Regions from separate parts of the Homo sapiens genome. Here region 1 is linked to region 2. A link is a loop called in an ENCODE intact Hi-C map of the cell type or tissue named here. Cell type or tissue: heart left ventricle. All regions are shown on one strand.

Region 1 (2,500 bases), 110 kb after region 2:
CTTGAACCTGGGAGGCAGAGGTTGCGGTGAGCTGAGATTGCACTATTGCACTCCAGCCTGGATGGCAAGAATGAAACTGTCAAAAAAAAAAAAAAAAAACCCACAAACTTTTCTGCTCCCTCCAATCTTAAATTCCTTTTTTTACAGAAATGAAATCATTCTATACACCCTGCACCAGGCATGGTGGTGCACACCTGCAATTCAGCCACTCATCCAAAAGCTGTTGGAGGTTTTGCTTGTTTCTAATACCTAATGAACCTGTTTATTGGTAACTAATTGGCTTTAACCTGTTCTTTTTAATAACTACATAATATCTCACAGTACAGCATAGATTTTATAATATTTTCATTTACCATTCCCTAATTGAATATATGAGGTATCCCCTTTTTTGTCACTGTAAAAAACGTTGCCATAAACAACCTAGTACACATAGCCTTAGCTATTTATTTCGGCAGGACACTAAACCAAAAGTTATGTACAGTTTCAGTAGCAGACGCCACGTGGTAACTTTCTGAAAAGAGTGTCACCAGACATAATGTGAATGACTATGGCCATTTGGCAGCAATCCTTTGCTGTTGGAAGGAAGGAGAGAAAGGTGAAGGAGGGGTGCAAGGAAGACGTCAAGATTTCCAGGAACACTTTTCTTGGTTTAGCAGCCCAGAAAGTGCTTTATCCTCTGCTTCAGAGAGGGAAACAATGACGGCATCTTTCTCTTCGCTGCCTAAGCAGCAGATAAAATCACAGTGCCTGTTTCATGGGCCAGGCCTGCCCTAGGGGAAGGCTGGAATGAAGATTAATTGCGGTGAAGAGAATGGACATGAACTCAACTCATCACAGCCCAGCAAGGGGCCAGGATTTGGGGAGGCAGCACCTGGCCACAGCCCCATGAGCAGAAGGAACAGCGCCTCCCACCCTGACTCACAGAACCTTTCATCCATGCCTAAATGCACAGCTCCCCATTGTTCAGGCAGGGAAACCGAGGCTCAGGTTGCTGCAGGCCTCTCCCAAGTTCACTGGGGAACGTTGGGGCAGAGTCTGGAGCCTCGGACCCCCATTCCCAATGCCATCGCTGGCGGTCTTGCAACTGGCCGGCATCAGCGGGCTTTTTAGCTTGGGTTGGCCTCTGCTTTTTCCAGTTTGCAGCCTGGGGAAGGTGACAGGGTGGTCACACAGGCTTGTCGTGTGTGGCTGTGCACAGGTGGGGGCAGGGATAGAGCAGAGTGGCCTCACAGGGGTGAGGTCTGCAGGAGCAGGAGGCCACAGCTGGGGGTGTGGCGGCAGGAAGTCAGGGAGGCTCCATCCTGCTCCTCCTCTTCCTCCTCGGTCTTCTCAGCTTGTTGGGCATGCCCAGCAGACGGGCAGCTTCTGGTGATAAAGATTAAGCACCTCCCAGCTGGTCAAGGCAGGGAGGGAGTGGGCATTTCCTGACCGTGTTATTCCCGCCCCCCGCCCCAGCCTTATCTCTGCTTTGATTAGGGGTGGAGAACTGAAACCCTCCAGCCAATGAATGACGGCAGGTTTGAGCAATGAGCTTGGAACTGACTGGCTCCCCATCCTGGCTTCCCCTCCACTGCTGGGCGTGTTCTGTTGCTCCTTCACATCAACACAGGGCTCATCCCCACCTGTGGGATGCGGGAGCTGTGTGGGAAGGTCGGGGGCGGGGGGCTTGTTCCCCGACTCTCCCAGCAAGCAAAGGAGAGGACACTGGGGCAGGCTGGCTAGTTCTTTGCATGGCGTCGTGTTTTGATGTTGGGGTATTGGCGTGGGGTGGAATATTCCACTGCCCAGGTTTCCACCTCCTGGAAGGATGCACCGCCACTACCCATCCCCCACAAACCCTCTCTTCCCACCACATGCATACGATTGCATCTGGGGCAGTAAGCTGACCATTGCCCAAGCAATTTTACCGACAGCGAACAGAGAAAATAACCCACACAGTTGGAGAGAGAAGGGCATTTTCTTACAGCTCTAAAGATTCTGGGCATCTCGTGTCTTTCAGTGAAATAACTGCTGTCGTTGTCCACAGACAAATCAGTTATTAACTCGGAATAACTCCAATTTAGGAAGCTGCCTTCCTCACTTGGATCTGTTGGCTCTGTCACTATGGTGACTGGGAAGGTTCTCAGCTTTTTGCAGCCCGGGTGTGGAGGTGAGCGCAACCCACCCTGCAGAGCCAGGACAGGGAGCGAGCGAGCCCCAGCACAGGCCCTGCATCTCACCTTTTTATCAGCAAGTGGCTCTTCCTGCGAGGGGACACCTCATTCCTATCCACCTCCCCCTTGTTACTCAGGAGCTTATATTTAGCTGCTGTTTTGCTCACATTTGGGGAAATGCTGACTTCATGCTCTTCAGGGTGGAGACAGAGGCCAAAAGCTGTTGGATGTTTTGCCCGGCAACTCAGAAAGCTGTTGCATCCCAGGATATTTCTGAATTTAGAAAAGGAAACAAAATCCTCCAGGATAGCCCTGGACTGTTCTAGGGCAAGAGCAGCAGCTAGCTT
Region 2 (2,500 bases):
GCTTCCCCATTCAGATCCCTCCCATGGTGTGCCCAAGCTCAGGATTTCTTGAACACACCTGTGCTTTCCAGCAGGGCTGCCACGTGGCTGATTCCATGGCTGCCCTTCCCTTCACTATTACCTGAATGTGCTTCCTAGAGGTGAATATGGTTCAGCCTGTATGACCAAATGGCCCCCAGGCCTTTGAATATGCTGCTTCCTCATTCTGAAGTGCCCTCCTCTCCCAGCTCCACCTGTCAAAATCACACTATTCTTCAAATGCCACTTCTTCCATGAAGCCATTGATGGTGATTCTTGCTGGAAAGGGCGGCTCTTGATCATGAAAATCTGAAAGACATTATATTGGAAGTGTTTATAATTTTCTTTGTATTTAGATGTCAGACTTTCTTACATAAAACCCAAACCTCCTTAAGAATAAAGGCTGTGAATTACTTTCCTGCATATAATCTGCTGTGCCTAGCAGTCGATTTTTGTTGGAGGAATGAAAGAATGAATGATTTATTTTGGGCTTGGGCGTGTACATTTCACTGATGACCCCTGGGTGCATTTAAATTTAGCACACCTGTCAGATCTCTCCTCATCCTTATTTGTTACTCTATGCTGCCAAGTTAGGTGGAGGATAGGGTAGGAACCTGGGGATGTTTTCTTCATTATCTACAGTCACATAATCACGAATCACAGATTCTCAGATACGAGCAAGTCCATCAGATACTGACGGCCCAGTGTTTTGCAAATGATTGCTCAGAGCTATGAGTCCCAGGACATGGGGGTTGTGCAGCAGAGGGAGGCTGTAGGAGAGGGAGCTTTGGGATTTTGCTCCTGCTCCAACCAGATCAGGTCTGCTTGTGTCTGTTTCACATTTTGAGGTCTGGTGGAATTTATCTTTACCAGAGGCCAAAAAGAATTTTTATGAAAAACAAAACCAAACCATAGATATAGTCCAAGTTGATAAAAATCCAAAACTTAAGAAAATGCCTGTCTAAACCTATCTGGAGGGATCTCAAAGAAAGTACATTCAACAGCTTGTAATCTATAGCAATCACCCGCACCATCACAGGATGGCCCCACAAAACAATCGTCAGACGCAAGACGTCCATAAGAGTCCAGGAAAGAGCTGGAGGAGACGAGTCACGCCAGGTTTTAGCTCCAGTTACGCCAGGAACAAGTTGTGCAATGCAGCGAGTCCTTTTTCCTCTCTAGACTCAGCATCTCATTTAAAAGCATGGCCCTAGCAGCCTAGGCTGGGTGGCTCAGTGGTTATTAAGGGCACAGGGAGACCTGAGTGGCACCAGCACAGCCCAGGGAGCCACTGAGAGAGGAGAGGTGCCCAGCAGTGACACAGCCAGCAAGTGTCTGCACAGGGAAGAAGCACCGAGAGCTGGTCATTCTGCTCTTAGCCTGAACTTGGTGATCTCAGAGGCCCGGCCCAGCTCTAACATCTGTGACTCAGCTGGCAGCCGCGTGGACCCCGTTGCTGGGGGAAATGCTGTGTGCACATTTATTCTGGGTTTGGATATTTAAAGAGCCGGGTGTGTTGAGGGACATTTCGGAAGTGCTTGGGGAGGGAGGGGACTGCAGACTGGGCTTTTCTTTAAACACTTATAGATATCCTGTCTTGATCTCTCGGTCCACAAAGAGTAATTTTCTTTCCCTAAGAAAGTGACGTGGGTCTTGCCCATTGTGTCCGCCTCGCTGGCTCCCGGCTGCGCAGCCCAGCAGGAAGCAGGTGGCCTGAGGTGAAACACATGCCCGGCCCGGCTCAGGCCATTTCTGGGTTCCTGTCCAAGGGCAGCCTTGCTCCCCACAGGGAAAACTTGGCATGCCCCCTAGACTGCTGGGCACCTGGGGCACAGGGCTGACCCTCCACCTGGGAGGAGAAGAATGGAGCTCTCTCTGAGCCCCCAGGGGTCCTGGCAAAGGTGGCAGCCGTGGACCCTGGGGACATGGGGCAGCCTGGGCTTCCTCTTCCGCACTTGCTGTTTTCACTGGCTCAGGAAGCTCTGACTGCAAGCTGGGATTTTGTTTCCAAATCCCTGCGTCATTTTTACTATTTGAATTGCCACTTTGGGCTGCTTTTAGGGAGGTGGCTCTTTTGTTGCTTTCCTCACTCAGGATGTTGTTTCCAGTAGATTTCCTCACAGACTCCGTCTGCTGCCTTTGTTTTCCCTTCTGGGCACAAACACAGAAATCTTCCAGAATGGAGACTGCATCAGTGAATCGGACCTGCCGTGCTGTGAGCCAGCACAGTTTAATTTTTCTCTTAGGACATTTATTGTTTTTTATTTCTGCTTTCAGAGGTCATTGTGTCTACATGCTCATTATAGCACATTTGAAAAATATGGGAAACACATATAGGTGATATAGGAGGAAAATGAATATCACCCATAGGCTCAGTAGCCAGAGATCTACCTAGAATTCCGGTGATAATTTTTGTTTTGTTTTGTTTTGTTTTAAATTGGGCTCATACTGCACACATTGCTAAGGAACCTGCTGCTTACAC

What was found. Peaks named below come from ENCODE experiments on the same cell type or tissue, not always from the same donor. Only the 100,000 strongest peaks of a DNase experiment are listed, where the experiment ranks them.
Region 1: it touches region 2 in a loop (2.3-fold over the local background); 5 of 110 quality-filtered maps call a loop at or near these places.

What each region holds. Positions count from the first base shown.
Region 1 is chr10:31,583,260-31,585,759 of GRCh38, reverse strand. No RefSeq gene overlaps it. Among named protein-coding and RNA genes, the nearest start is that of MACORIS, 120 kb to the left of the region's middle. RefSeq lists an enhancer at 829-1,329. In heart left ventricle, no CTCF peak of the experiment used is centred here; a DNase peak (open chromatin) is centred at 1,289; H3K27ac peaks cover 1,266 bases.
Region 2 is chr10:31,696,983-31,699,482 of GRCh38, reverse strand. All of the region lies in intron 1 of MACORIS (macrophage enriched lincRNA repressor of IFN-gamma signaling), which reads left to right. Among named protein-coding and RNA genes, the nearest start is that of MACORIS, 9.2 kb to the left of the region's middle. In heart left ventricle, no CTCF peak of the experiment used is centred here; DNase peaks (open chromatin) are centred at 1,452 and 1,742; H3K4me3 peaks cover 1,548 bases; H3K27ac peaks cover 2,500 bases.